Linked DNA regions of Homo sapiens: region 2 is linked to region 1. The links are chromatin loops, found by intact Hi-C in ENCODE. Cell type or tissue: OCI-LY7. All regions are shown on one strand. Links, peaks and the distances in the headings refer to the core of each region. The heading gives the core; the rest is flanking DNA. Region 1 overlaps SOBP (sine oculis binding protein homolog). Region 2 overlaps SOBP (sine oculis binding protein homolog).

Region 1 (16,396 bases), core at 4,947-8,946:
CTGATTTTCTTTGGGCACTGGTCAGGTAAGTTAGTATACATGTTTATAGCCAATTTAAATGCCCCAAGAAGATCACTGACCAATGGCCATCCTTATTTTTAAAAGTCACCAGATAAGGCAATTTCTCAAACAACTTCAGCAGGGCATTCCAGAAATGCTTGATCTCATACTTCTCTGCACTATAATAAATACAATTTTGATTTCATCTTGGAGTAATCTGAACTTCTGGGATGTAAAGTAGAAAAATGTTCTATAGCTCTTGGAACATTAGATTGGAAAGAAAATGCCTTAAACATTCTGCTTAATTAAATTCGGTACAAATTTTTCATGATTAATTGAAATATGCTTATTTTGACTGATACATATTTATATGATATTATCATATGAAAATTATGTTATACAAACCGTTCTCTTTGGGAATGTGATTTAATGCTGTAAACATTTTACATTTGTTGTATTGTTTATTATAAAAATGCACAGGCTGATGGCTGTAAGGTAATGTCATGTAAAAATCTGTTATGTGAATCTTCTCTGAGGTAATCTCAAGTCTCTAATGGCACAGACCGTTAGCCAAAATGTAAGACAGGTAATTAGGTTTTCCCTAGCTTGAAGAAATATTTTTTTAAGTAGAAAAAAAAATTTAAAGCAGATCAAGTTAGAAAAGTTAAAGTGCTGAAACCTTCTATTTTGCCATTGTAAAGCATGCATTTCATTTCCATGTTTATTGTAAAGCATGCATTTCATTTCCGTGTTTCAGGTAGAAAGAGATGCAGGGTTGAAGTGGACTGATCCTTTTGACTTTAACCACTTAAGAAGTGTTCACTTTTCTAGGGGTGCAGTCATAAGATGGGGACACCATCTCATGTCTGATGACAGAATTTTGAACTATAGTTTGGCTGACAATATTAATTTAGATAATCACAGTTCTTTATTAGTTTCTAAAATCTGTTACTAATATAAAAGACTTTTATAAATCTAGAATGCCTGAAATACCGGAAAATGTTTTTTAAATTTTTTGAATAACCCAATTATCAGACTGTTCTTTGGATCATTAGCTGCTGATAACAGTTTAATACTAGAAAAGGAGAAATCTGATGGGCTTTTCCCAAAGCATATACCTTTATGAAATGGAGTTGTATGAAAAACTGCGGGGAGCGTTGACTTATTTAACAAGGCAGATGCTAACCATCATTCTAGAAGTTTTTCCAGCAGCCAGATATAAAAGTGCACAATGTATTTGGTCTCATGTCATATTGTTGCTTTGTAGTAAGAATGATTTATAAGAAATAATCTGTTTTAAAATTCTACCTTTTTGTTCGTTTATTTGTTAGGTCCTTTGTAAGAAAGTATTCTTGCCTCCCTTTAAAAAATGACAAGTGGGTCTGTCTGGTGATGATGGATTGAAGCTTGAGAAAGACCCCGGAGCTGCCCTTTGGCCTCAAGCATCATTCCTTCAGGCCAGGTCCAAGCTGCAAGCTAAGCGCCTGGCCTTGTGAATAGCTTTGCACTCTATTCTTTCTCATCTCAGTGTTGGTCCATTATAGCTGAAGATCTAGGACTTAAACAGTTTTATGCTTTGTTTCCCAAATCAGATTATTTAAAGGAAGAAATAATGAGGGGGACCTAATGCATGTTCTAAAATGGCTCCTTGGGAAGTGGGGTCTCCTCATTAAACTGTGAGGCCAGGTGATTTCCCGCATAAATTTTTTTCCTTACAGATTTCACCAGAATCAAGCTTACTGCCAGTGGATAATTTATGAGAATTCTGCTGTATCTTCTTTTTCAGGAATTTAAGATTTTAAAGTATCTTATCAATTGGGAAAAATAGAAACTATTAGTTGCTATCTAGTTTAGTAAAGATAGGTGAATATTTTAAAATATATGCTATTTCTAATCTAAGAAAACTGCTCCATACACCAAGGTAAATTATAAAGCTTTGCTAATTTTTCATACCATGTAAAATGTTCATATGTAGAGAGATGCCATATTAGAGATCATGTAAAATATAAATAAAAGCTTGCTTTTATTTATTTATTTTTAAATTTTTTTTGTTAAGGATATTCCTGAAATATCAAAAAGCTTGCTTTGAATAGAACAAATTATTAAATACAGTAATTGTTTGACATTTGATTTCATATTATACCATTTAAAGAAAGTTATCAAAAATGTTGGACTGACATCAAAGGTCATTTTTTATACTATCTCACTTGATAACAATAGATCACAATATGTAATTTGTGAAATACTAAAAGGTCATTAAAATGGCAATATTTATTCCATTGAGGTAAATAAAATGCTGCATATAGTTCTGAGTGGTGATACTCAGGGGGAAAAAAGCCATATCTCTGCACTACAAATTAGTTTGCTTCTAATTTTGCAGGCTGATGACCACACTGCCTCAAACCAAATCTTTTCCCTGGAAATGAAATGATTGCATGACAAACTCTATGAACCCTGAATATGTCAACAACTCGTGGACCAGGCCTTGCTTAGCAATTAGTCTTTGGGGGATTTTATCCAGAAATCAGACAACACTATACGAGTGCTTGTTGGGGATTTTATGATTACCATTCATGTCTGGAGCATGAATGTGGGTTAATAAAAAAAAAATTCCATAAAGGAAGAAGAGATGTGGCAATCAGTCTCTCTCTCTCTCACACACACACACACACACACACACACACACCACACACACACACACACAGTCACTATCAATTGGGAGGACAGAGAAAACTCAAGATGTAGCAAAAGCCGTTAAGAGGCAACAAGGAAATATTACTTAGGTGTCTACTTAAAGTTTCCTTTTATTCACCCCCACCCACCCCTCAGAGGCCAGTTTTTCCCAGACCTGAATATCACCATCATAATGTTTGTCATAACTTCTGACCACCTGCACTATGACTTACTGAATATATTTTACTAATTGACTCACTTTAAAATCCTTTGTTTTAAGCAGTAGTATTTGTGATATCATGGGCTCATTATGCTAGTTAAATTTGTTTTCTTCTCATACAAAGGAAAAGAAATACAATTTAAATAATGGAAATATTTGCAAACCACCTAAATTCATTCTGAGCAACCCCATGACATGACATGAGGGGCTGGGAGGACCACCAATCTGGCTGAGAATGATCTGGCATTCCCATTACCATCCCTCCATCCAGGGCCCAGGAACCACATCACATGGAGGAGAATTTCAATCAGGCCTGCATCTCCCTTAGGACACCAGTGCCGGAAGGCTGCATTGTCAGAGTCTGTTCAGCGAGCCAGGCTTGTCCCTTTCCGTTGCCAGAATCTGGCCACGCACATCTTTCCTTTTTGACTAAACGTGTTGCTTGGGAATTATTACATTGCAAGAATAAACAATAGCACATATCATTTAACAGTAATAGGGAACAGGCCATGGTTGAGCCTGGCGTCTGGTCAAGGTTCACATGAGGGTGTTCCATTTGTAAGTTAGCACCCTACAAATTGTCCCACCCAGTGCAGATCCTGCAGGCTTTCACAGGACCTTTGAAGAAATGGGTTATTTTACAAGCTTCGTTAGTGCTGGGGCTGGTTTAACTAGGCAGATGAAGCTTTTTTTTTTTTTTTTTTAAACCAGGCTAAGAAGCCCTAGGAGCCCTTGTGGCTCTGCAGTCATGCTCTGGTTTTTAAGTAAATGTCTTTTGGAAACTTAGGAGCCAAAAAAAAAAAAAAAAAAAAAAAAAGAGAGAGAGAAAGAGAGAGAGAGAGAGAAAGAAAAAGCACTTCTTCTCCAAGGTCCAGAAACTAAAATCAGGCCCAGGTAGCTCTGTCAGGTTCAGGGTGTGTCTAAATTTGAAGGGATGTTTGCTTCTGATATGAACATTTTTCTTATACTTTTATTATAGAAGATGATGTGTCAAATGTACAAATAATGTGTGCCTGGTGCCAGAAAGTGGGAATCAAGCGCTATTCCCTGAGTATGGGAAGTGAGGTGAAAAGCTTCTGCAGCGAGAAGTGCTTTGCGGCCTGCCGACGAGCCTACTTCAAGAGAAATAAGGTAAGAGCACCGGAGAGAGAGGCGGCCCCCCACAGGCCTCACCAGCCCACACGCGCATGTGCCTCATAGCTTCTAGCGGAAAACACTGCGCACCTTTTACTTTTATATTTTTATTCTCTCTGTTTTGTTGATTCCCCTTTTGTGTCATGCTTAACCTTTTGGAATAAGGAATCCCCTTCTAATGTGTTTCTCTTGGCTTAGTGTTTGTGTTCTGAGAGGGTGAATGAATCTGATGAGGACACTGTGATCACAGCTGGTATCCTCATGGCCAGTGTCTTTCCAGCAGTAGAGTGCAGACTGCACTCTGAGTACATGAAAGATAAGTGGTAGATATTTCTTTAAAAAGCCAAGTAATTAGCCACAAAAGCATGGCCAGAAAGTTTTAGCCCACTTAGTTTAATTCTTGTACCCAGTGGAAATACTGCTATTGCTCTTTTCAAAATCTGGCCCACGAGTTCTTGTCAAGAAAAATGTCAAGTCTCTCTTGACATCTTATGTTAAAGCTGATTGATATTGAGAAAAGATGAAATCATGAATACGTGAAACAACATTGCTCACACAGCCAAGCATTTGTGAGGAGCGTGGTGGGTAAACACAGGAACAGCCATCGTTAGAATTTTTTTTGGTTTTGTTTTGAAGACATCCCAGGTCTGAAAATGTCCTTTTTGAATAGTGTTAGCCACCATGGATGGGAAATGGAATGCATGATGTTTTTACAATCACACGCACATGCACACAACTATTTTCTGAATCCTTAAAGAACTGCTGTAGCCTTTGCCACCAACTACTGCGGTAACTTGCTAGTCCTCAATTATTTTCCATTGATATGTAAAGCTTCCTTAATTCATAAAATCTTTACTAAAATTGTCCACATTTTGTTGTTTCCATTTCTATAATACAAGATCCAAATCTGTTCTTCTTGAAGCAAACAATTATTATTTTTCCAAAAGTGTGATATTTGCAATCCTGAAATGCTAATTATGGGCTCACTGCATTGCAGGCACTGTTGCAGCAAATTATCTCCTGAAAATTTGGGTCACATTCATTCTGCCAAAAAACATAATGCCAAAAGAATTAGGCTGCAGAATTCAGCAGGGTGGAATTTTAGTAGCAGTCTCTAAGAGTTAGGCTCATAATCTTCACTGAAACAGAGAGGCAAGTAAGGAAATTGTTTGGAATTCTTTTGGGACTGTCAGCAGTCAAGTTCACTTTCCCCTGGGAGGAGCCAGTGAATCTGGGGAGGAGGGTGGGAAGAATGATGCACGGGAGACACGTTTTGTTTTAATATAGGGGGATTAAAATGATCTCTGAGACCCCGGGGCTCCCGTTTTGAATGCCGAGCACTGGAGTAACAAACCCAGGAGTGGGCCCAGTGCTTTCTTCTTCAAAGCCCTACTTACCACAACAAAATACTTTGCATTCCAATCCAGAAGATGGCTATAGAACAGGGCTTTTTGTCTTTCTATAATTCTGAAGGGTTATGGGTCTGAATCTTGATGGGCTGCCTGTAGGGACTAAAATCAAGCAAGATGGATTTGTCACAATCCTGGTGATACATGTTATATTTTGCAAACTGTATTTTATAGTGAGCCTTTGAAGAAAGACACCTGATTCCATTTGGAAAAACACTCCAGAATACCATATCTATATCTATATTGTTTACATCATTATAAAGTTTAAGGTCAAACTGAATTTAAACTTTCATAGGGTACATTTTTGAAAAATGGATAACTGGGAGCGAGGATAGGAATTAGCATTTGAAATACTTACAGCAGGTAAAGTCAGCAGTGGGAGGAGGACCATCACATTTCACTTTCTACCAGGCGTTATTGGGATATGTCTTTGAACATCTTGCTAAACCTGGAAGTTGCAGCAGTTTGGTGTTTAGCCAGTGACTTTGCCAGCTGATCCCAGTTGTCTGTTAGTGTACAAACAATTCCTCCCTTCTCTGCAGTCTTCATCCTTCCTTATATATCCCAAAGCTCTGATGTGCTATGCCTTCTTGTGTGTGTGTGTGTGTGTGTGTGTTTTTTTTTTTTCCAAATAGAGAAATAAACTAGTCTATCATTTGTTGGCTTCTTTTTTTTTAATTTTAAAGAGTGTTATCTCTGTTACAATATTATATTGTCTTACAATAAACATGTACAGCTGCTGCATTTCTGTTAACTGATAGGATTTTGTGGTCATTTCATTTAGGGCTTGGGTTTCCTAATGGATTGTATTAGATACCAGTCTCCATCCTGCCATTTCTAAGAACTGCTTGTAATAAGCCCCTGGGTGTTCCGTACTGAAGACAATAGCAAATAGCTACTTCTCCTCTTGTATCATTTAACAAAGTCCTTAGTCCTTGTTAATTAAATTGTGGACTTTCTTAATCTTAGAAAAAGGGCAAAATTCTTCCCATTCCTACATAACAGATTTTTTTTCTGGCTAAATTCTACCTTTTTTAAGTTTTGAGAAGTGGATAGAAAACAGAGTGAATAATGTGTGTGTGTGCAGAACAGAATTTTGCCTTAGGTATAGTGTAGACTTAAAAAAACATAAAATTAACTGTGCTGTAAATTATGCTTTATGACAGCCCGCTTCTTGCTGGATAGCATGGTGGGATCTAAAAATGGTCTCTAAGTTGAACCCAAATTGCATGCATAACTTTACAAAGAAAAATCCTAGTAGAAAAGGTAGCTAATTAGGAGCAGTATTCAGCTGACCTCTGTTTTGTGTCTGAGCAACACCTGCATTTGTGAATGTAAATTGGACAGCTGTGCTTGTGGTCTCTGTGCATTTCTCTTCACACACGCTTGGGTGTAGAGTCAGGAATTGATTTGCTGCTGAAAACAAGGACAAAAATAACCCAACTCTCAAAATGATGGCCCACTGAAAATGGGCTCTTGAAATTTCTTTTGCCTCTCAATCCTTCATTTCTTTTTGGGTTTCTGTGTTTGTTTAATGGGGCGGGTTGAAAGTGTCACATACATCTCTCACAGACTGTCACTATGCAATAAGGTGGGATGGATTGAAGCCAGGTTAACCTATATAGTATATAGGTTATATTTTTAACTGAATTTAAATTTTTATTTGAAGAGTTGTCTGGATTGCTACGAATATTAGGCTTTCTTCAAAATACTTCTACTCAACACTGCCAGGAGAGGACCATGAATCACAGCTGTATTCACTTAAGGACTCTAACTACTAGTTTACACATTTCAGAATGTTGGCTCTAGGAAGTGGATAGTGTTAATTCATAATATATTTTGTAGGGTCCTTATCCCCGAAGGCTTATTTGCTGGCTTAAAAGTTTTTGAAACAGCGGGTAAGAAAAATACTTATGTAGTCTGTGGGCATTGTATGGACAATGGGATGTCAATCTCATTATTTCATGTATTGGAGACTTTTCAGGGAACTAATAGCTCACTCTTTTCCCAGCCCATTTTTGGACTTGAGAGCATTTCTGTCCTTGTAATTCATCTAGGAATTGGAAAGTTGCAGAGACTCCTTAGTGATTTTGCACTCTTGTGAAAACATTTAGTCCAACTTGCTAACACCAGTTTTACTTTGCATAGTAATGCACACGTAAAAATACTCTTTCCTAAGGGAGTAATGTCTTGTAACCATTATCCCTCTAAAAAGGAGTAACAAACAAGACCACAAATGTTAGTCACTTCCAAATGGCCTGTGTTTGATCTCTTTCCTTTTACATGGGAAATATCTTATTGTCCAAACTAATATCCAAAAATCAAGAAGGAAATTAAAAGTCAAGACAAATGGCTACTGCAGGCAATGTAAAGGATGATTATTTACTTTTCTTGTTCGGATCTCAAGTTTTTAGTGTTCTTTATGGATTCGGAATGTTGATAATTTACAAGTAAACACAAATTCCTAAGAGCACCAAAGTTTTGCTTCCTTGTTCTAGTTTTTTAATAATTTGAAAGGCCGGGCGCCATGGCTCATGCCTGTAATCCCAGCACTTTGGGAGGTGGAGGTAGGAGGATTGCTTGAGCCCAGGAGTTGAAGACCAACCTGAGCAATAGCGCGAGACCCTGTCTCTACAAAACATACAAAAATTAGCTGGCTGTGATGGTGCTCACCTGTAGTCCCAGTTACTCAGGAGGCTGAGGTGGGAGGATTGCTTAGCCCAGGAGGCTGGGGCTGCAGTGAGCCATGACTGTGCCATTGTACTCCTTCCTGGGCAACAGAGCAAGACCCTATCTCAAAAAAAAAAAAAAAAAAGATCGAAATACTTCTTCAATATCATGATATTGTGGTTCCCCAGCAGATCACAGTGGGAAGAAACCAATGTGGCTCAGAGATGAGGATAAGGATGCATTAAAAAGAAAAAGATGATATAGACAGAAACAACATTTGCAAATGATGCCATTAAGATTTCCTAACAATCATTATAATAATAACATAAATAATTCAAGGAGGAGAATATTCTGTTATTGGCATTTCTTTTACTTTCAGACTATATTCTTGGTTATACAGCGATCTCTTCTTAGAAGACATTTCTTTTGGAAGAACCCATCTCTAATTAGCATGTATCATCATGTTATTTGGAGTTATATTTTATTTAGACATAGTCTATTTGTCTTTTTATTAAAGTTGAATATATCCTGGGAAAGATTTCTCAGTTTCAGACTTAATTATAGAACCAAGTAGTACAGAAGAAATGTGTAACAATTGCCCTGTTAATCTAGTGATTAACCTGTCTACTCTTTTTCCTTTAAATACCTGCAAGATTTAATTTGCAAAATGGCTATCATTCATGAAGGCTTGGAGAAGGACATTAAGAAATTACTTGCAATTAATGTCCCCTGACCACCTGAAGCTCAGGCCACATACTTGCTTTTGCCAGTTGCTGGCAAATATCTTTGGCCCACCAGTAAATGCACCTGGGGAGCCCCAGGGTTCTTCCTGTGGATTCCCCTTGGTTTTAACAGCCACCAGTGAGCCTCCTGAATCTGTCCAGCTGCACCCTGGCCTGCAGGATGATTGCTTGGTTTTGCAGTGTTCCTTAGTACTGTACTATAAGCCTATTCACTGCCTCATGTGTATAGTGGCTTCTCCTCCCAGGGTTTTAGTCTGCAGGCCAGTGGCTGAGCTCCCTTTTGGTCATAGCAAACGGGTGTTCTCAGAAAGCTCTGGGGAAAAGAACAACAAACCCAAGTGTTTCTTATTGTCTTGTATTTTGAAATACAGAATGGAATATTGATGAGCTGCTGCAAATGAGAGGCTGGAAAAAGCAATCACAGAGGAGGGGTAAACGTCAGTCCTTGGAAACACATTTGGGAGTAGGGTTAGAGCAGGAAGGTTCTGGCTAGTGAAGTAAAGTGTAGGTCCGTTTAAAGTGACACACAGGCTCTTGAGGAGAGCTAGAAAGTGTTCCAAGGCAGAGGTTCTGCAGACAGGGTGGGACATAGTACTCTAGAAAGCCATCAGAAGCTTGGGGAGAGGTATGTGACCTCATGTTCACCAAAACACTTGAAAACCACTTGAGAAACTCTGGTCTAAGGGATACCTGGAACACAGCATGGGGCAAGTAGGTTTGTACTGAAAGGAACAGCAACCACTTCTAGTTTTTAATGAGCCACATGTTGTGAGACTGTGAAGGAAACAGCAATAATTCTAACCCATTAGCCAGAATGGACATCAGTTTCTGAATAACATTAGATATTTTAAATTAAATGTGAAGAGTTGATGAAAACTCGAAATAGCTTCAAGCCCCAGTCTGTGTTCAACATTTTTCAGTGAGCGGAAGGAAGAGAGGGAGTTTTTCATAAATCAGAATCCGGTCACCTGGGGATCAATACACAGTGCTATTGACATATATGCTGGAATGTTAATTTTCAGACATAGTACATCTCTGGCCATCCTTCTGGTGAAGGCTAATGCTGTTCACTTAAATCAAGTTTTTTCTCATCGGAACTGCCGGTAATTATCCAATCCATCTAAAAGGCACGCTCCCTTTTAACATTAACCACAGTGTCAGATTGCATCAGCCACATTGTGTTCTGGTGACTGCTTCTGCAGAGTGATGAATGTGCGTGTTTGGAGTTCATAGTCCGACTGTCTGTTTGGGCAGTGGGCAGTTCAGTGAAACAAATGATCAGGAAGGGATCTATTTATTTGGGACGAACATTCTCCTTATTGATCCAGTCACTTACATTTCCAACTCTCTCACCTTGCCACTAACAGTGTTCAGCTTTATCTGAAGAATGAGCGTTTAAAGAATTATCTTACAGGTCATTTTGATGTGATTCTCTGATCATAAGCTGCATTCAGCACAAAGTTACTCTTTGTGCCTGACTTAAAAAGGAAGGTGTTGTGAGACTTTATTAATAAAAAACAGAGGAGGGAGAAGGTTCTGAGAGTGCTTGGTGAACTGTCCTGAGAAACCAAGAGATAATGATTATTCTTTTTCCTGGAATAGTAGTTATACTCTGTTGATTCAGTGCTTTGTTAAAAATGTTAAGTATCTGAATAAGTGCAGGCATAAAAGGGCAGGTGGCTTGCCTTGAGATATTTTAAGGTAGTAGATTAAGTCCTGAATTTTTCTTGTACACCTTTGCAATGTCTGGTCACAATGCCTAGTATAGTCGAGAGGCCCCATGGGGGATCCAAGCTATAGGCATGCCTGTGATTATCTTAATTTCTCCTCCATTTCAATACCTCTGGATAGCTTATGTACACATAAACAGAAGTGTGAACTGGCCAAGCCATATGTAATTCTTTGTTCCTCGGGCTCTTTGCTCTTTGTTTATATTATCACAGATTAGAATGGAATAAAGAAAATCTTGCTACAGATGGTCACTTCATTTCTGTCCCAGCAGTTGAGACTGAGAATGGGAAATTCCCTATGTTACAATCCACTCTTAGGGTGGCTGTGCACACAGTGGAATCTAATGTCTACTGACAGACTGCCTTTGGAGGTTACAAACATCAGTCTATTGCATTCTCTGTAAACACAGGCTGTGGGCCAGAGCTGGGCTCTGCTACAAGCTCTGTGAGGCAGATCAATGGTTTAATGAATCCATAAAGATGCTTGAACTCTGCTGCAATTTACTGAGCACTCTAGTTAAATGAAACTCCTGTAGTCTTTAACAAAGATAGTGATAATCGATGGCTGGGGATGGAAGTCCATGTCCAGCAGTCACAACCTCCCAGAAGTTGTGTTGTCTCATTGCTAACAGAGGTTTAGTCACATTCAGTTTCTGAGGCTCACTGTGTCTATGTTGATATTTGCTCAATGTTTGAGAGCTGAATTTGGCCCAGAAATGACATAATCTTAGTAATGTTGCTTCTGTGAGGACTATTTTTAAACTATGGAATATTATTTAAAATAAATTTCTTTAAAGTGACAAGATTAAGCTCAAGAATTATATTTGTTCTAACAGGTAGTGTCTTTGTAAGTCATCCCCATGATGAAAAGTAAATAGCGGAATAAAATCCATTCCTGATTAAGTCCTCAAAATGTCAAATTGCATAGTGTTGGAGAGCCCTGATTAATTTTTCCATGGTAAAATATTCCTCATTAGTTTGCTGTGGTTGAGGGTTAACCACTCCTATTATAAATTCAGACATTAATGTATTTTCTGCTTAATTCATCTTCGAATAGAGGAAAATATAGTTAGTAGATATGAATTTTGTACTTCCAAATGTGCTTTGGAAACATTATACTGATTTATGAGAGAGCTTTGGAGGCATGTAGGATAATTCCTTCATAAATATGTTGAAATGTATTTAAAGGTATTTAACCACCTTTGATCGTAGAAAAACAAGTGCCTTGACTTTGAAATGATTATTTTTCCATCGAAATAGTAGAAGTTATGACGTAATTCAAAGATTTTGCATCTGATTTTTGTCACAGAAACTTAAACTTTCTTAATGTTTAACTTTCTTGATTAGCTAATTAGCATTAATTAATCCCACTCCCACTCCAATAACTATATTTTGGAGGCTCAATGGGTAATAGGAATTTTGAGATATTATGACTGCAAATTTTCACTGGCCTTTTGCCAGACATTCCATGGTAAAGCAGTGATTTTTATGTGGATCTCATAAATGATATGTTATCTTATAATCTGTTTTGATAGAATGATTTCATATCATTTAAAATATGGTGAGCATTTTTATGACTGCACATCTAAATCTTTGTTATAAGGAGAATCTTTGAAGGATGTGACACTTTCTGTGATAAACTGTAGGATTGTATGTTTCATAAGTGGAGCAATATAAATTGATAACAAAGAAAAAGGGGAATTTGCCCGACAGGAGATAAGTACCTCCCTACAGCTTTTTGTTTTTAGCCACACTTAAAAAAAAAACTTGTTATTTAATCATCCATTCATTCTTTAAAAAATAAAATAAAAAGATATATTGAGCCTGTATACGGCACTAAGCATGTTTTAGTCTTGGTGGGTAGACTTTTGAACAAGAGAAAAAGTCCCTGTCTTAAAGGGACTTACACTCTAGCGGGGGAGATAGATGATATATACAGGCTTAAACATATCTTTGTAATATGATTTCAGGTAGGAAAAAGTGCTATAATAAAAAGCAGAGTGAGGGAGAGGGCTAGTGAAGGGCTGCTGTTTCATATCTGAGGATCACAGGAGTTATTTTTGAGGAGGTGACGTGTGCTGGGGACAGAAGGAAGTGACGGAGCTAGTTGTGTGTGAGGAGCTGGCAGCAGAGTGTCCTGTGGAGAAGGGGGAGTAAGTGAGAAACAGAGGTCCTCAGGCAGGAACAGTCTTGGCATTTTTGAACAGCAGCAAGAAGTACAGATGTCTGGAGCGGAATGATCAAGGTGGTGAGAAGCCAAATGACGTAGGCTGGAGAGGCAGTAGTTTGGAGTTCATTCTAAGTGTGATGGCAGCTATTGGAAGCTGTTGAGCAGGATGGGTGATATGATCTGATTTTTGTTGTTGATTGGGCCTCTGTGACGGAAGTAACACATTCAGGATCCCGTATGCAAGGGGGATTTGAAGAGTAAGAAAGGCAACAGCATTCACATCAAAGTTGGGTGTGTCTGGCAATAGAAAACTAAAAATATCTTATTCACTGAATTATTCATTAGTAGTTATGAAACATTTCCCAGTAGCAAAAGTGTATTGAACCAATTTAGTTTTTTGTGTGTGTGGTTTTGTTTTTTTGTGTGTTTTGTTTTTTTTTTGGGCAAGGTGTGGGAGGAAAGGCACCAGGGAGGGATGCTGTTGGGTAAGTGTTCTGACACAGCGATTTTCTTTCTGTAGGGCAGGTGGGGCTTGTCCCCAACCCGGTAGAGAGGTTAGGGCCTCAGAAGGCAAGCTCCATACAGAATCTAACTCTTGCTCTGAGAGACCTACAGCATCCACGGGCCTTCTCAAGCTCTAGCCTTAGAGGTAGCATTATGGTAAAGAGATGGTAATCTTGAAGGGACCATCTTTGGGTAAAGGGATTATTTTGATGTCAGCTTTATTCTGAGAGTAGGTATAGTCTGGTGATTACTTGTAGGGTGTGTCAGGATTTTTAATACAAGTAACAGAAGACCTCAACAATAAAAGATATCATTTGGAGTTATAAAGTCCCAAGCTAGTATGTACTTTGGGGCAGGTTGATTCAGCAGCACAGTGGTCTTATCACAGTCCCGTTTCTTTCCATCTCTGTATTCTTCCATGTAGAGTGTTGGCCACATTTCATGGCAAGCTCCCCAGTGGTCATGGGACAGCTGCTAGCAGCAATCAGGGCTACACACTTTCTTGTTGACATCCTCTGGAATGAGTCTCTGGCCTAGCATTCCAAAAAAAGAGTCTTGAAATTCATACTCATTGTCTATGCTTACATTACATGCTCATACCTGAATTGGGAGGGTGGGCTATGACGAGAGAGAGCAATGGAATGTCTAGCATGAGCCAATCAGGGCTTCCCTCTGAAATTCAGGTTGAGCTCATTTTCCTCTGAAGCCCATGGGCAGCATGGGGAGGGGTAGCTACCAGAATGAAAGTCAGGGAACTGTTAGGGAGGGGACCAGAGTGATGGCTGATGGGAGATGCAAGCAAATGCCCTCTAGAGAGAAAGAGAGATGATCTCCTGAGGTTAATTCATGAGGCTGAATTCTTTACACGATGGATGTGTCATGCCTGTCTACCCTTGACATGTGGGAGAAATAATCCAAAGTGGATTGAAAGATAAAAATGTGGTTAGCCGTCATCATAGGGTCCTTAGATGAACCACCTCTTCTACCCAGCACCAGCTGTTTTGAGAAACCTGATTATTAGAACATTGGCTCTAGTATCAGGACTGATGTGATCACTATTTCCACTCTTTTCAGACTTTAGAACATGAGATTGCACAGAACTAAAACAAAGGGATTGTGGTTAGCTGTTATTCCCATTTATAAATAGGAACAGTGGTGCCATTACAGCAGCAGATAGCTCAGAATATAGTTTCCTCAGTGTAAGTGGCCTAGGAGAGGCTGGCCAAGGACTGTATTGGATGTGGGGAGCTAGATGCTTTGGAGTAGAAGTCTGATGGGATGAGGCTGCTGTTACCCATCAAGAGTTAACTCGTCCACACATTGAAGCTACTATCTTTGTGGCTGAAAACTGTGTCTGCTAAACAGAAGGAAAAGAGAAGTGTTCAGAAGAATTGTGACACAGTCTGAGGCTAAATGCTTCAAGTTCAGGTGGCCAAAGGAGTAGAAGTCTTGAAGACTGCAGCTTTCACCATTATTAATTAATCTATTTATTTATGCATTCAACAAATATTTGTTGAACAGTAACTATGGGAGTTGCCGTGGCCAACAAAACCTGGTCCTTGCTCTCATGAAGCTTATAGTCCATTGAGGGACAGATGTTTATTTAAATAATAACGCAAATGTGAAGTCGTCACTGTGGCAAGTGCCATGATAGTATTGGGCACAGTCCCATGAGAACCTTTATCAGGGTGAGTTGACTTGTCAGAAGATCTTGAAGCTTCCCTGAGTAAGTGGGGCTAGCACTCAAATCTGAAGGATAAAGAGGTGTTAAGTAAGGAAAGAGAGAAGGAAGAGCTTATTGGGCTGAGGACACCACAGTGTGATTTCTAATTTTGGCATTGATATGCGCTTTCTTTGCTAATTTCATGTTCTTTATGAAGGAATGGCGCTTTACCCACAAACAAGAGAACAATTGAACAAACAAATATTCCCTGGAATGATAACCCCATTTATCCATTTGTTTGCAAATTCATTCATTCATTCATTCATTCATTCTACCAATCCTTGGGGATTAGTTGCTTGCCTGCTGGCCTCTGCCTGCTCTGACTTTTCGATCAGCTTCATGGACTATAGAGTTAGCACATTAATACTAAATCATTTCGGAGAGTATGCAGCTTGTAACTCTTGAAGGTAGAAGCATTTTATAAATACATCATAATACTGTAATAATCACAATGATAACTGTAAGAGCTTAAGTGTTCTTAACTATCAAATGTACTAGAAAAGCAACAATGACAGCAGAGAAAAGATTGGGCAAAAATGCACTGATTTGAGAGAGGAGAATAGTGTAATTACTGTCTGATGAATGTGGTTGAAAGATAAATGAGATAAGTCACTTTTTGCGGGGAAGAGCCACAGAAAGGGCAGATACTCACCCTCATCCCCACTAGGTGTGGTGAAGAGATATAGTTTTGTTATATATAGAGAGAACTATATAGTTACGTTAACGTTAATACAAGGGCAGACAGAAACTTTGGGTAATGATGAATTCCAGGACAGAGAACTGCTGATTGACACTCAGGTCCCTAGGCAAGACAATCGTGATAAAACGGAAAGAGAACAGCATGTTTGCTGGCACGGCAACAGAGGGTGATTCTTGTGGTGCAATGGTGTGGCGGGAAGGAAGGGATTCTCCTCCCTTTCTTTGTATTCTTTGTTTCAGCCTCGCATGTAATTTTAGTACCTAAAGTCATGATGACAACTCTATAGAAATGTAGTGACAAATAAATAGGCAGGTAAGTAATTCAGATTTTATCTTCCTGGGTCTTACCTGGGTGATGTGGACATGGATATTGCTAATGAGAGGTATCTGAATCTCTCTTCAGATGCCAGATGGGAGAGATGACCCTTATAAGGCTAGCTACACCTTTACCTGCCTCAGGTGACTGTGAACCAGGGACTGCAGTTCAGCTGGAGTCAGCAGCCTCCTCTCCAGATCTAGTAGCTCCTGAAAGCCACACATAATGACAGTCATTTCCAAAAGAGGCTGATTTTAAAACTGTGCTGAAAATGGCTAACAGCAGGCTGAAGGTTAAAGTAAAAAACTTAAAAACCATAAAATCTGCCTGGAGGCTATTTAAGCAAACTGTTTTAGAGGCACAGATGGTTCATATACCTCTGAGCCAAAAACAAAAAGGAAAAAG
Region 2 (16,396 bases), core at 4,564-8,563, 110 kb after region 1:
ACTAAATAGAGCTGGTTGCCTCATTGGCAGAATGTCACCAAATTTTCTTGATAAGGACGGGATTCCATTTGTAAAGTGAGAATGAAACCTAACTCTTACATGCATATGTCAACTGAACCCAGGCCACTGAGTCCTATTTGCCTGGCAGGGTGTCTTTCCTGTTCATGGGGTCTCCTTCCTGCAGTTTGGCACCAAGCAGCATCCCCCAGGGTAGGCCTCAAGCGTCACTGACCAGCTTTGCTCTCTCCCCCTTTTGGGGCCCAGCGGCTTAGCTGATGAGTTGCTCACCTTTGCAGGTAATGGGAGGCTTCGATAGGGAAGAGGGTGGCATTGCTAAAGTGAGTGACACTGCACATCTCTGACCTCATAGACAGACTCCTGCCTAATGCCAAGTGAGCCGCCAAGAGTGAGTTAAATTTTTCAATATTGGGAAGGGGAACTAACATGTGTGCCTGTCATAGGCAGAGGTGGCCTCATTTGCTCCTCCTGCCAATTCTGGTGGAATAGGCATCATCTGTATCTCACCAAGGAGGCAGATGAAGCTTAGATACTGTGCCCGAAGCAGAGCTGGTACGTGGGGAAGCCGTATTCAACTCAGGCCTGTTGGACACAGCCCAAGCTCTCCCGTCTATCCAAGCGGGCATCAAACAGGCCAAAATTCAGTTGAGTTTATCAACTTCTTATGGAGAGGAAGAGGAGAGATGAGCATTTATTGAGCACCTAACTTGTACACTGCTCCTTCCAGGGACTAGGGAGATACAAAGGTAAATGATGGCGTGCCCCCATCTGGTGGGAGTGCAAACTCCAGGAGGAAGGAAGCGGGGGCCAGGAGAGTGGATCTCGTAAGATGAATAATTGCTCACATTTGTATGCAGGCTGTCTTCTAAGTGTTTTTCGGTAGTATTTATTTGGATCTGGGTCCATAGGACAATTATCGTCTTCATTTTATTGATGAGGAAACCAAGACAGAGACATTAAAGTAACTTGCCCAAGATTTTACCAAATTAGCAGAGTTGAGATGCAAATCCAGGCTGTCTGACTCCAGAGCTGCATTTTTTAAAAAACCACTGTAGGAGAATAGGCTAATTAGTTTCTTTATTACCCTACATACTAAAATTGTTTTACCCACCTCAGTGGGTAAAACAACCCTCAGTTGTCATAGGGGAAAGTTTCTTAAAAAACAAACAAAAACTGAGTCTACCTCCTAACTTCTCTAAGTGTTCAGACAGTTGAATTCTTGTTTCTGCAGCACCAACAAGCCTAAATTACCAACCCATTACTCCACAGTGGGAAATACAAACGTGGAGCACAGCACTTGCTGTGGTGTGTCCAGTCCCTGGTCTCTAAGTTGGGCCCCTAGCATAGCCAGGAGATTGCTTGGGAAGCACAGACCAGAGCAAGGAGACTTGTCAGTTGAGGAAGAAAGGTTTCTCAGCCACCATCGTTCGAGGTTTCCTTTTCCTCTGATGGCTTTGCCAGTAGAGGAAGAATACTAAAAATGAGTTCACCATTCCTTCTTGATTTTACATCTACAAGTTCTGCTGCCTGAAGACAGATGGCCTCAGCCTTCTCACAGTCACCTCAATTGAAAATGCCCCTGATTTCTTCACGAGAGTAATTTAATCTGGTTGACAAAGCTGTGAGTAATGGGAAGATGTGTGACAAAAAAAGTGACGGCCTTCAGAAAGTCAGAAAGCATTGGGAATTGTCACTTTAAACACATTCTAATATCACTCATTCAGGTGAGGCTGAAAAGAAGAAGAATGGGAGGGTGAGAGATTTTACTATTATACCATCATTGGAGTGAGAAGTGACCAGGTCAAGAATAGTGACACTAACATATGAGTAGCTTGGGACCAAAATAACATAAAAACATAAAATACACGATGGCTATTTGGATGATATATGTTTCTGAATAAAGAATCAGTCTTGTATGTGGACCAGAATCATTAAAAATATCAACCTGGCTCCAGCCAATTTCAGAAGATGTGGTGATGAAATTGCCCACTACCTCTTGAGATTGAAGAGTTCTTTCAATGATGGGTCCCCCAAGAAATTACAGCTTTTCTTTAAAATCAGAAATACAGAAATACTCAGGCTTTGTCAGCTACGAAAGGGTGACAAGGCAAGTGATTTAAGATGGGGGAAAAACCACCTCTCCTCCACTAAATCACATTTCCTCTTGCCCTCAGAAGTTCCGTGTCACCTCACAGCACAGTCTCAACCTGCCACAATTTACTCACATTCTCTGGCCCTTCCTGGTTTGTTTTATTTATTTATTTAGTTATTTATTATTTTTTGAGACAGAGTCTCAATCTGTCACCCAGGCTGGAGCGCAGTGGCGCGACCTTGGCTCACTGCAACCTCGGCTGCCTGGGTTCAAGTGATTCTCCTGCCTCAGCCTCCTGAGTAGCTGGGGTTATAGCCACGCGCCACGATGCCCAGCTAATCTTTGTATTTTTAGTAGAGACAGGGTTTTGCCATGTTGGCCAGGCTGGTCTCGAACTCCTGACCTCAGGTGATCCACCCACCTCGGCCTCCCAAAGTGCTGGGATTACAGGTGTGAGCCAACGTGCCCAGGCCCCTTCCTGTTTTTTTGTGCACATGTGGTGCTGTTTTTCTTCTATGCCTTCAGAAACCCAGACCGTTCATATGGTTGGGGAAATTGGAAGTGTATCCACTAAATAAAGGACCGTATGGCTTTTGTGCCCTGATGCTGAACACTGGTGACAAGTTAAAAGCCAAAGTGGAAAGTGTTACAAACCAAAAGCAAAACTCAGGCTGAGATGTGGTGGGTGAGGTGCAGGTGAATGATTTCTCCGTGTGCTTGTTGGTGATTCATTATATATTATTTCTCATATATATTCATTATATATTATATAGGATAATCTGTCAATAACTTCAGTCAGCTCTTCATTCTTCTCACTATGTCTGCCTTTTTCATACTGTAGTACTATTTTATTATTTTTATTTTATTTTATTTATTATTTTTTTGAGACAGTCTTGGTCTGTTGCCCAGGCTGGAGTGCAGTGGCACAATCTGGGCTCACTGCAACCTCTGCCTCCGGGGTTGAAGCAATTCTCCTGCCTCAGCCTCCTGAGCAGCTGGGATTACAGGCACATGCCACCATGCCCAGCTATTTTTTATATTTTTGGTAGAGATGGGGTTTCACCATGTTAGCTAGGCTGGTCTCAAACTCCTGACCTCAAGTGATCTGCCCACCTTGGTCTCCCAAAGTGTTGGGATTACAGGTGTGAGCCGCCGCTCCCAGTCTGTAGTACTGTTTAAAAAAATCATTTAAAATAGATCAAAAGCAGACCAAAGTATCTAGAAATTAGCAACCGAGGCAGCTACAGTTGTCTTCAAGGAAGTCTTATTTGCTAGTTCTTTGTAAATTATAGGGTTTTTTTTTCCCCATTTGGAAATTATTCTGTTCCTGGTTACCTGCCTTTATGCATTCTTGTGTGTTGATATGATTACAAATGATTTCAGTGGACAACTATTTTCCCCAGATGCAGAACTAATTAAGTTTAGTTGAAGATTTTAAAAGGTTGTAAACTTCCTTTGATCTTCAACTTTTAAGACTCCAAATGCCAGTTCTGCAGCTTCTGTAAGCTGGAAAAAATATCCCCCCGAATAATAAGGAAAACAATGTATAAACATTTTCCGAACTATTCTATCCACAAAGAATTCCATTTATAAATGGAATACTCCCTTCTTTGTCTTTGCCTAGGAGCTTGAGGGATAGCTGTTTGTATTTGTACATTTTCTGAATTTCTACAGTTTACACTTGTTTATGGTACATTGGGGAGTTCAGAGTAACCATTTGCAAATGTTTGAAGATATTCAAAAGAAAATATTCCCCCTCCTCAGTTTTCCAGGGAAATGACATAGACTCTTTAAGTAAAATAATCAATGGAAAAAATGTGTACAAGGAGTAACCCTTTCATCTCACTTTTCCACCTTTGTGGCTCCCAAATTTCTAAGTTTCAAAAACCAGAAAGAAAATATAAGACCCTTTTTCCTGGTCCCAATTCCATGATACTACTCCAGGCTCAGCAGGGGGGACTTGACATCTTATTTTCTCAGGGAAAGCTGGAGGAGGCACCTGTAGTTTGGCTTTTTGGAGTTTAATTATTAGTCTGGTCATGGAGCCACAGTCCTAGAAACAACTGTTCCAAGGCAAGGAGTTCACTTCATTGGGGAAGCCAAAAGGGTGGAGGTCCCAAAAAGTTTTTTGCCAATTTAGTTTCTCAAACTGAGAAGTTCAAGAGAGGAGGCTGTCTGGGAGGAGGTTGGGAAGTCAGTCCATACATTCGAAACAATACTATAGGTGCCTACTTTTAAAACAAGGAAAAGAAGGAAAACTGAGAGTGACAAAAGGAAATCAGTATGAATGGGATGTGCTCGGATCCTGTGTCAGACTTGTGCTATCTAATGGTCCAGTACTTGACTATTGGGAATATTAATTGGTGACAGTCCCTAAGTTAAGGGTTAGCTTGTCTGTTGGGATGCAGTTGGCACATATAGTTCTAGGTAGAGGTACTTCAGAGAGCCAGAAAGAAGACACCAGGTCTGTGTCATGGACACATGTGAGTGGGAGGACCTGGGAGTGTGCTTCCTGTGATCATTTCAGACTTGTAGAGGAAAGTTTTCTGGAATGAATGGTGTCAAGATTGGCCTGAGATATGTCCCAATTCAATGCTGCTGGGACCATGTTAACCCTTATGACCAGGGACTTGGAGGGAAGGTTTTAATGTACAAGCATCCAACTTTTATATATGATGTCAATCAGGTTATGATGGAATATGAAATGACATCTGTGACTGGATATTTATTACTTTCAGATGTACCCATAACCTTCCATCTTCAGCAGGACTGGGACTAGAGTGAAGCAAAGGAAGGGCTTAGGGCAGAGACTTTGAGGAGGCACCCACTCAGGGTCATGCTAGTGCAGCACTGGTCCTGGCTCTGTCTCCAGATCCATATGGCAGCTCCCTAAAGCTGGTCTCCTGGCCCCCTGGACTCGTCCCTGGATGGCCTTCAGCAACTCCCCCTGAAATTTCATGGAAAGTTTTATGTGCCTATGCACAGAGGCATTTTCATGGGAGAAGACGTCCATAGATTTTGGCTCCAGAAAAAGTATGCTCTATATCTCTGAAGGATTATCTTACCTTATTATGGAGCAATATCTGAGTTGAAATTTTTCTTGTTTCTCTGAGGAAGCTGAATTAATGGAAAGTTTCTCTTAAAACTTAGAATATATTGTTTGGCAATTTCTGCTGTGGGCCTAATATTGCAGAATCAAAGTTGGAGCTACATCATGTAGCACTTGCCTCAATAAGATTGCCTTAGTGACACAATGCAAAAGGTTACAGACTTTTCTTCAAGTTACCATTTCCCACAAGGGCCTGTGATGAAAGAAGAAAAGAGAAGCAAGAAAAGAAATAAGCTAGATACTTCCCCAGCACTTGGACCTTCAAAATTTGTACGATACAGGGAGACACTGTTCTTCTGTGGAAAGATCTTCTACTCTGCCACTGAGGCCAAGAAAGCAGAATGGCCAGAGTCAGAGAGGTGGACAGGTCGGTGAACACCAGGGCATTGATGTGGCAGTGTCTGGGAGCGCTGCCAATGCTCCCTAGCTCCCCAGTATGCCTCTTTACTTGGAGAGACTGCACTTGGAAAGAGACGCGTTCGGCCAGCTATTAACCAGCCGTTGCCCAGGAGGGCACTGGAAATCAGTTCCCTGACTGGTTTCCAATGAGTCACTCCCTTGCCAGCCTAAGCTGCTGCCTGTGCACCATGTTCAATCATTTACACCTACCTTCATGCAGACAAGTGCTGCAGAGGGGCAGAGATGTCTGAGGACCAAAATACGCTGCACCGTGGAACACTTACCTCATGTTGTGGAACACTTACCCTCACCCGAACGCCCCGCCTTTTCCAGACTTTCCTGTCTAAGAGATCGTGCCAAAGGGACGGGGGTGGCCATGCTGTTTTCTCTTACCGTGTCCTGCACAACTTATTTTGTATCCTTCCGTTGCCGTTTTAAGTGCATAGCACTTTCTATGTGGATGGATGTTAAGGCAATGCATTCTGCATGTGTAAACTTTTTCTTAGGGCCTCAAAGGGCATAAACGAAATTCATTCAGAGAAAGAAAGAAATTAGCTTTAGAAAATAAACAATTTAGCACTGGCATCGTTTAACAGGGTCCCATTCTCAAGGAAATGGGGTAAATGCCATTTCAGACACCAGCTCTGAATACTAACTGCAGAGAGTTCTTCTCCAGATTTGTGGATTTCCACAGCACAGAAAAAAAAAATAGGGTGGGGTCAGGATTGGGAACATGAGACCATCAACAGGGAGGGGAAGTACACACACATGCACAAAACTTATTTCAAGGGTCATCGAAAAGATTCTAGTGAAAAATGACTGGAGCAAAAGAAAATGACAATAACAAAAACTTGGAATTATTCTCTAATGCTTTAAAATAGTCCCAAGTGTACTACATAGTTTAAAATTGGAAATCAGTCAAGTTACCTAACTCTGCCACTCCTTGGACTGAATTAATGATCATAAGCAAAAAATGCTTGTGCAATTGTACTGTGTGGTCCAGATGTACAGCCCTGAGTAGAGAGATGGGGGCAGAGCAGACCTGGCTTTCCAGGTAGCCAAGGGGTCAGGGCTGGGGCAAATCAAAGCTTCCAGTGCTCCCAGCCTCATTCCCATCCAGATATTTGGCTGCACCAGCACTAGTTGTCTCATCATTTTCCCCTCTGAACCTCTGGTTTGTTGTCTGTCTTTGATATAGTAAGCTGTGTTTTGTTTTGGGTAAAAAGGGAAGTAAGAATGTGACTGATAGTATTTAAAGAACAAAAGGGAGAAACGCTTCATGAATTCATTTGATATGGAACATTGACCTAACATCCAAAAAAATACAACTAAAAAGTAGATCTTTCCCTCATTTGCATGGCTTATTTCCCCAGATATGTTTTTGGTATTGAAAATGAATGGTATTCCCATACAACATGTGTCTCAATTTGTAATGATATCCTCCTTGCAGCTGGCTTAGTTCTGCAAGTGTTTCTAAAATGTTACTGTCTTAAATTTGAACCAACCTACAATAACAAATTATCTAGAAGCAAAGTGGCTAAACGGCATTTGGAGAGAGAAGGGGAAACCCTATATTTCATCCTTCAACTCTTGTTTTAGAAATTCAGACTGTAACGTGATCTTTTTCTAAAGAAATCTACACACACACACTTTAAAAACTGTGCAGCTTGGGTGTTGTGGGAGCAAGAATGATCAGGTTTAAGTTTCTCTGCAAAGCTCTGCATCCCATCAACAAGCTCTTTTGATATTTTAAACCCGTATTTAGAGTAATTTCAAGATATTTGGAGCACATGTGGTTACATGTAAAACTTTGTCCTTATAATGTGTTAGATGCTCATACTTTAAATATTTATAAGCTTTTATTTATTTATTTATTTTTATTTTTTTCTGAGATGGAGTTTCACTCTGTTGCCCGGCTGGAGTGCAGTGACGCGATCTCGGCCCACTATAACCTCTGCCTTCTGGGTTCAAGCAATTCTCCTGCCTCAGCCTCCCAAGTAGCTGGGATTACAGGCGCGCACCACCATGTCCAGCTAATTTTTTTTTGTATTTTTAGTAGAGATGGGGTTTCACCCTGTTGGCTAGGATGGTCTCCATCTCTTGACCTCATCATCCACCTGTCTAGGCCTCCCAAAGTGCTGGGATTACAGGTATGAGCCACCATGCCCAGCCTTTATAAGCCATTTTTAAGTAATTTACCCAAAAGCTTTCTCCCACTAGAATACTATAATTGAGTAGTATCTGAGCATCATTATAGAAGATACAAGATGAAGTTGCTGCAGCATGCATTCACATTCTTCTTGCTTTTCTGGTTTTAATTCAAATGTCATTTTTAGTAGAATCAGCTTATTTTATTATTTTTTAAATGTATTAAAAAATCATAAACAAGATTGGTTGTCTGTGATTTAAAACAAAGAAATTCCCCAGCACTCAAAAGCTAAAGTGTTCTAACCTGAACCGTATTGAGTCCCACACGTGAGCGTGGTGGCTCACTCCTGTAATCCCAGCACATTGGGAGGCCAAGGCGGGTGGATCAGACTTAGGTCAGGAGTTCAAGACCAGCCTGGCCAACATGGGGAAACCCTGTCTCTACTAAAAATATAAAAAATTAGCTGGACATGATGGCGCATGGCTGTAGTCCCAGCTACTTGGGAGGCTGAGGCATGAGAACAGCTTGAACCTGAGAGACAGAGGTTGCAGTGAGCCGAATTCGTGCCACTGCACTCCAGCCTGGGCGACACAGTGAGACTCCATCTCAAAACAAAAAACAAACAAAAAACTTCCCATTAGAGTGTTGGATCTCAGTCTGTGTCCACATGAACTTAAAGTGTCATATTGTTCCTCTGAAATGTCTTAGGGACAATTTATTGGTGGTTGGATTGAATTCTTTACTATTTGCCTTCAGCCATCTTGGAAGCTAAGACATAGGATCCTGTCTTTATCATAGGTAGCCTGTTTGTGCACTTAATATGAAAAAGAGGAGGGGGAAACCCTTTTTCCAAACGCAGAATCCATTTAAGCTTTGGAGGTTATAAATTTCAAAGTGATCACAGGCCCCTGGGGCTCACACTCTTTTATGGCTGGCAAAATACAACTTTCTGGTAAGAATGGGGAAAAGAAGGCTTTAAAAGGCTCATAAACTTGCTTGGACATCTAATAGCTCTTACCAAACAGCATTCTCATGAGTTAAGTGTAAATGAGTCAGAAACACATAGATCAAATTTCTTTTAAAATACACATGGGTTTGAAAATTAAGGCCAAAGTGCTTGGCAAAATAAGTTTTGGTTTTATCCAAACCCAAATGTTGAAAAAATAATTCTAAGATTTGCCAAACCAAAAATACATGCAGATCTCTTCAATCCTCCCATTAAATAAGATGGCATCATAAACATGGGACTTAGTGGCTATTTTCATAATCCCCAAGGTTTAGGCAACATGGACCTTAAATATTGATTGAAAGACTATGAAAAATTTTTGGTGGAAAAACATTATAACCTTGCAAATGAAGATGAGGGCTACTGGTTCAGGGTTCTCATCCTGATTTTGACAGCACTTCTCACTGTCCGATCAGGTGATCAACTTGTCCTTTGTCTTAGCTCTGGGTGTGTGTGTGTGCATGTGTGTGTGTGGCCTATGCATAGCAATAATAACTTTTAAAATCCTATTTTTGGATTTTATAAATCCTAAATGTATACTTAATTCATATATTACAATCTGCGAAACTTAATAACTCCTCATCATATCCAAACAGAGGGAAGCAGTCCCCTTTTGCTCATTCATAGTTCAGAGATAGTCTTCATTTATTTCCCTAGAGGGTAAAACATATCCATTTTGCACTAACAATATCTAATGCTGACTTTGCTCAGGTCTGTGTTATTAAAAGATGAGAGAGAGAGAGGGAAAGAGAGAAAAGAAAAAAAGTAGGGGAGGGTGTGTGGCAGGAGTCCTTGACTTGATTTGAAGAACTAATAACCTACTGAGAGACAAAAAAAAAAGCCAAGGTCACTTTTACAAGCAACATGCAGAACCTGCAAACTGATGTGACACTGCAGACAGTAGGCTTCGCAAGAGCAGGGACCGGGTCCAGTTCACTCATTGTTGTAACCAAGTGCCTAGCACAGGGGCTGGAAGAATGAGCACACAAGTATTCAGTGATCACATGAATGAAAGCGTCTCCATAGAGGAACAGCTAATGAAGCTGCCTTGATGTAGTGCCTTCTGGTCGATGAATTCTGAATTCTGAACCTGAGGAGGGATGTGGGCTGGCGATCAGGGGTGGAGAAATGAGGGGTGAAGTAGCATGTTAAAGGGCACAGACACAGAAAAGAGCAAGCTGTATTAGGGATGACCTTCCGGTTCACTTGGCTGGAACAAAGGGCTTGACCACAGAGGGTGAGAAGCATGAGGCTGGAGGAGAGTGGGAAGGTGGTAGAACAGGAGTTTGGGGAATTTGTACTCAATACATTGGGCAACGTCACTGTGGCCTCAAGCACAAGAATGACAAGATGAAATCTGTGTTTGAGGAAAATTACTTGAGCAGCTCTTTGTAGACTGAAAGACTGACATTGCTAAAGCTGATGGTTGCATTCTGATGGCAGGCTAATTGCCAGCAGTTGATTCTAAACATTGCAGAACGTCATCGCTGGAGTGCGAGGGACATGCGCTGCCAGATCTATGGGTTAAGTATGGAAAGCCATTGTCTCTGGACAGTGAGAAGAACTTTCTTTGTGCTAAGTGGGCCTAAGGAAATGTCACAATGCACGGTGGAAGGAAATCTCACAATCAACAGACCATTCCAGGATCTAAAGAAGGAAGATGCTGGCTTGGCTCCAGATGGCCACAGAAACAGAGGCCCCACCCTTCTGACCAACCAGCAGCTCTGAGCCTTAAGCCAGCAGGGAAGGGCAGATGTGGGCTGCTGTTTCATGCATGCACAGAGGCAGGCCCTGGCTCTTGCAGCAGCGGACTTCACGAATGTGGAATGTGGAGGTTACACAGCGATGCCTAGACTGTCTGTCCTTAGACCGAAGGGCAGCAGAAAGGCTCAGGGGGCTTGCTCTATATTCCTTAGACATCTCCGGAGATTTTCTCAGCATCAGAATCAGATCCTCCCATGGCCTGCGGCTACTTTTAAGAAAGTTTGGCAACCTTTTGGATATGTCCTCTTCTCTTTTTTGACTTTCCAGGCTGTAAACCTTCAGAAGCTTCCACATGTGGTGCCAGTGGGCTCCTGGTGGTGAAGGAAGGTGGCAGTGTGGTTTAGTGGAAAAGAATATCTGCTCTGGAGTTGGGCCAGCTTGGGTTCGTATCCCAGCAGAGACACTTACCAGGTGAGGGAGAAAGGGACTTCAGCTCTCTGAGCCTCAGTCTCTATGTCATGAGTAATGAGATTGCTGTAAGAGACAGGTAAGGAAATGTATAAAGTGTGGCTCATCACAGATGCCCTAAAATGGCAGTTGCCATCCTGTTAGAAAGGATGCATTGCCTAAGGACAGAGCTTGGGGCTGGAGTGAGACCTGCCTGGGTTTGAAAACTGGCTGGGTCACTTACCAGCTGTGAGGATTTGGACAAGTTTTATAACCTCTCTGGGCCTGCATTTTCTCATTAAATAATTATAATAGCTAATATTTATTGAACACTTTCTACATGTAGGCAGTGTTTAAATGCTACATACCAACAATGCATGAGACTTAGCATTATTAAGCCCATTTTGCAGATGAAGAGACTGAGGCTTGGAGAGGTTAAGTATGCCACCCAGAGTCATGTGGCCAGTAAATGGCAGTGCTGAGATACGACTGGCAGCCTGGCTCCAGAGTTTCCATGCAAAACCACTGTCCATGGCTTATGTGTAAAAAATGAAGATAATAACCCCTACTTTGTGCAGTTATCAGCTCCAATGTAAATAACAAGTTAAAATGTCCGGGAGCTACCTGGCTCGTAGTAGATGCTTATTACAAAAATTGTCATGATAGCCCCTACAGCCCAGAACTTCTTCCCTTGGATGTGTAATGGAAAATAATGAAACACTTCCACGTTGTCAACCTCAGAGGTTAGGGAAACCATTCCAGAAATTCTCATAAAATCTCTGGTTCCACTTTTACAAGTCGAGACTGCAACAAAGAGAGCGAGTGCCCAAGGTCACAGGGTGGCGCAGCCAGGATTAGAACCTGAGTCCTCATCTGCCTTTCCTCTCGGTGGAACATGGGATCTGACCGCAGCTGCTTCAGTTACATGCCCTGTGCCAAGCACCAGAGTCATATTTTTGCCACCCACGGCATGGCTTCCTCACATCAGGAAGCCAATTCCAGAGAGAAAATAGGTTGTGCCTGAACATCTAGGGTTGAGAGGTTAAAGGGTTGCAGGAAAGCAGTTAGTAACCACACTCTCCATCATTTTTGCTGTTGGGGGAGAAATCAGTATTATAGCTCTTACATTTTGCAATGGCATTTGTACTAATATGAAGCTTTCTCCCTCCCTCTCTCTGCTAATGGGCTGGTCATAAAGAATGAATCAAGTGTGGAGAAGACTGCTTTCCCAGACCTCATCTAAATCCTAAAATCTGCCGTTGACCCACAGGTCAAAGCTACTTGCCACATGAAGCTGCTTTTTTCTCTGTATTCTTTCTCTTTTACCTAGAATGCCTCTGTTCATATAACATAGAGAAGTAACACACTTAATCTTAACACAGTAAACATCTGGCTTTTTTGTCACAGGCAGAATTTTTGGAAGGCCGCAGTCTTGAGAGTCAGGGTGGTAGAAATCAGAAAAGGACAAGGACCCTGTCCTTTCCACTGACCCCTTGAATGAGTCTCTAAATTCATCTAGGATTTAGCATCTCCCACTTTAACAGGGACACAGTGACACCTGCTCCTGTAGTCACAGTGGGGAGAGGGGAGCAGAGCTGTGGGCCAGGGGCCTGCTGAGTTCCATGAACTGACATCAGCTAGTTCGTGTGTTGGATGAGACTTGATGAAAATGTGTGGTTTTTTTTTTTTCTTATGAAAAACTTTTCAGAGTTCTTGTTTGCAAATGCAGGGTGTTAGGCCATGTATGTCTCTAAGGCACTATACAGCTCTGACATTGTGACCCTGCCACCCTACTGTCAGGGCAAAGAAGGGGGGAGATGGAACATAGGCTAGGGGTCAGCTCTCCCAGCGGGAGGGGGAAACTTGACTTTGGGGTTCTAGAAGCTGGACTTCCATCCACCTTTTCCTATTTCTGGCAACCCTTCCTGGCAAAGTTATTCATCTGTAAAATGGAGATAGTAATAAATATTTCAGTAGCATTGCTGTTTGCTTCCAAGTGAAATAAGTATATAAAAATGCCTGGTGCTGTATTTGATGTAAATTAGGTGTGCAATAAAATTTGACTCCTAGTCTGGGCACAGCGGCTCATGCCTGTAATCTCAGGACTTTGGAAGGCTGAGGTGGGAGGATCATGAGCCCAGGAGTTTGAGACCCCATCTCTACAAAAAATTTAAAAATTAACTGGGCATGCCTGTAGACCCAGCTACTCAGGAGGCTGAGGCCCAGGAGTTTGAGGCTGCAGTGAGCTATGATCATGCAGCTGTCCTCCAGCCTGGGTGACAGAGCAAGACCTTGCCCCGCCCCCACTACCAAAAAAAAAAAAAAAAAAAAAAAAAAACCATCAGGAGCCATGGCTCATGCCTGTAATCCCAGCACTTTGCAAGGCCTAGAGGCCAAGACAGGAGGATCACTTGAGCCCAAGAATTTGAGACCAGTCTGGGCAACACAGGGAGACCCCATTTCTACAAAAAATCAGAAAAAAATTAGCCAGGCTTGGTGGTACATGCCTGTGGTCCCAGCTACTTGGGAGGCTGAGATCACTTGAGCCCAAGAGGTTGAGGCTGCAGTGAGCCATGATGGTGCCACTGCACTCCAACCTGGGTGACAGAGCAAGACCCTGTCTCAAAAAAAAAAAGAAAACTCCTTTCATTGAAGACATAAACCACAATGGGAAGTACTTAGTTCTGAAAGCCAGGGCATAGGACCTAGGCTCTTGTTCAAAATTTCCTGCAGAACAGCTCTATCATGTAATTCTTCTTTATTCTATTTTTCTTTTTTGGGAGTGAACAGAGCCATCTGCTATAGTGTGTTTGTTAAAAAAAAAAAAAAGAAGAAGAAAGAAAAAAGAAAACTACACTGTTAGTCATGAATCCCTCCATGGTTTTGGAAGAGGGCCTACCAGAGACCTGGTCATTTGGTTTGCTTAAACTTCCAGGTTCTGGAAAGAACTTAGTAAAGAGGATCCATTGTCCAAGGTGAAGATAAGGACTTACTTAAGTGAGTGCACAAGAAGGGGCTCCGTAGTTCTGGGTTCTTCGCCCCTCAGAAACTTTTAGAGGTCAGCAAGAAATAGCAATGACCACTTATAAGAAAAAACAGACTGCTCTCCCCTAACCCATAGAACCAGCAAAGGAAAACAACATTTTCATTTGTAAAATGAAGACTTAAAGATAGAGTTATCCCAGTAGGGAGTCTTACATGGTTGTAATTTTTACTGATTAACAAGTAAAATAAGGGATATAGCTAAAAGAAAAAGTTATTTAAAAATTAAAGAAAACAAGGCCTTATAATTGGTTAATTTTTATTGTTATTTTTATTTTATTTTTAGTACTCAGGAACCTTAGCTTCTCAGAGCCATAGGGTGAGTAGCATCACAGTGATGAAGCTGCGATTCAGACCAGAGCCTAACACTGAGCTAAGATGAAACTCACCCTTGGCTCCCATACCCTCTCCTTACCATGAGCTATAGACTCGAAAGGAGAAGGAATGTTTTTCAGTTGCAGGCATATCTCACTTTATCATGCTTCGCTTTATTACGCTTCACGAATATTGCCTTTGTACAAATGGAAGGTTTGTGGCAACCCTGTCAAGTCTATCAATGCCATTTTTCCAACAGCATGTGCTCACTTTATGTCTCTGTGTCACATTTTGGTAATTCTCACAATGTTTCAAACATTTTCATTATCATATCTGTTATGGTGATTTGTGATCAGTGATCTTGGATGTTACTATTGTCATTGTTTTGGGACACCATGAACTGCACCCATGTAAGAGGTAAACTTAGTCAATAAACGTTGGGTATGTTCTGACTGCTCCACCAACTGGCTGTTCCCCCATCTTTCTCCTTCTCCTTGGGCCTCCCTATTTCCTGAGATACAAGATTGAAAGTAGGCCAGTTAATAATTCTATGATGGCCTCTAAATGTTTAAGTGAAAGGAGGGCCTCTAAATGTTTAAGTGAAAGGAGGAGACCCATGTCTCTCATTTTGAATCAAAAGCTAGAAGTGATTAAACTTAGTGAGGAAGGCATATTGAAAGCCAAGACAGGCCAAAAGCAAGGCTACTTGTGCCAATCAAGTTGTGAATGCAAGGAAAAAGTCCTTGAAGGAAACTAAAATTGCTACTCCATGGCTAGGCACAATGGCTCAAACCTGTAATAATCCCAGCACTTTGGGAGGCTGAGGCTGGCGGATCGCTTGAGCCCAGGAGTTCAAGATTAGCCTGGGAAACATGGCAAAACCCTGTCTCTACAAAAAATATGAAAAATTAGCTGGGTGTGATGGTGCACACCTGTAGTCCCAATTACTCAGGAGGCTGAGGTGGGAGGATCACCTGAGCCTGGGAATTTGAGGCTGCAGTGAGCTGTGATCATGCCACTGCACTCCAGCCTGAGTGACTGAGATATTGTCTCTAAATAACAAATAAATAAAAATGCTACTCCAGTGAAGACACAAATGATAAGAAAGCAAAACAGCCTTATTGCTGATATAGAGAAAATTTGAGTGGTCTGGGTGGAAGATCAAACCGACCACAATATTTCCTTAATCCAAAACTTAATCCAGAGCAAGGCCCTAACTCTCTTCATCACTGAAGACTGAGAGAGGGGAGGAAGCTGCAGAAAAAGATTTTGAAGCTAGCAGAGGTTGGTTCATGAGCTTTAAAGAAAGAAGCTGTCTCCATAACATCAAAGTGCAAGGTGAAGCAGCAAGTGCTGATGTAGAAGCTGCAGCAAACTACCCAGAAGATCTAGCTAAGATCATTGATGAAGGTGACTACACTAGACAATAGATTTTCAATATAGATAAAACAGCTTTATATTGAAAGAAGATGCCAACTAGGACTTTCATAGATAGAGAGGAGTCAATGCCTGACTTCAAAGCTTCAAAGGACAGGCTGACTCTCTTGGTAGGGGCTAATGCTGCCGGTGACCTTAAGTGGAAGCCAGTGTTCACTTACTGTTCTGAAAATCCTAGGGCCTTTAAGAATTATGCTAAATCTACTCTGCTTGAGCTCTGTCAGTGGAACAACGAAGCTTGGGTGACAGCACATCTCTTGATACCATGGTTTACTGAATATTTTAAACCCACTGTTGAGACCCACTGCTCAGGAAAAAATAATTCTTTTAAAACATTACTGCTTATTGACAATGCATTTGGTCATCCAAGAGCTCTGATGGAGCGGTACAAAGAAATTAATTGTTTTCATGCCTGCTAACACAACATTCATTCTGCAGCCCATGGATCAAGGAGGAATTTTGACTTCCAAGTCTTATCATTTAAGAGATACACTTCATAAGGCTCTAGCTGCCATTGATAGTGATGCCTCTAACAGATTTGGGCAAAGTACATTGAAAATCTTCTGGAAAGGATTCACTATTCTAGATGCCATTAAGAACATTTGTGATTCATAGGAGGAGGTCAAAATATCAACATTAACAGGAGTTTGGAAGGAGTTTATTCCAACACTCGTGGAT

What was found. Peaks named below come from ENCODE experiments on the same cell type or tissue, not always from the same donor. Only the 100,000 strongest peaks of a DNase experiment are listed, where the experiment ranks them.
Region 2: a loop joins it to region 1, with 2.4 times the contacts of the local background. A loop is called at or near these places in 2 of 110 quality-filtered maps.

Annotation. Positions count from the first base shown.
Region 1 is chr6:107,529,587-107,545,982 of GRCh38, forward strand. SOBP (sine oculis binding protein homolog) reads left to right here. Exons shown (of 7, transcript NM_018013.4): 4 at 3,873-4,024. Among named protein-coding and RNA genes, the nearest start is that of SOBP, 48 kb to the left of the region's middle. In OCI-LY7, for the core only: CTCF peaks have their summits at 6,902 and 7,101; DNase peaks (open chromatin) are centred at 6,295 and 6,795; H3K4me3 peaks cover 2,513 bases; H3K27ac peaks cover 4,000 bases.
Region 2 is chr6:107,635,929-107,652,324 of GRCh38, forward strand. The region is part of intron 6 of SOBP (sine oculis binding protein homolog); the gene reads left to right. Among named protein-coding and RNA genes, the nearest start is that of SOBP, 150 kb to the left of the region's middle. In OCI-LY7, for the core only: no CTCF peak of the experiment used is centred there; a DNase peak (open chromatin) is centred at 6,883; H3K4me3 peaks cover 1,111 bases; H3K27ac peaks cover 2,804 bases.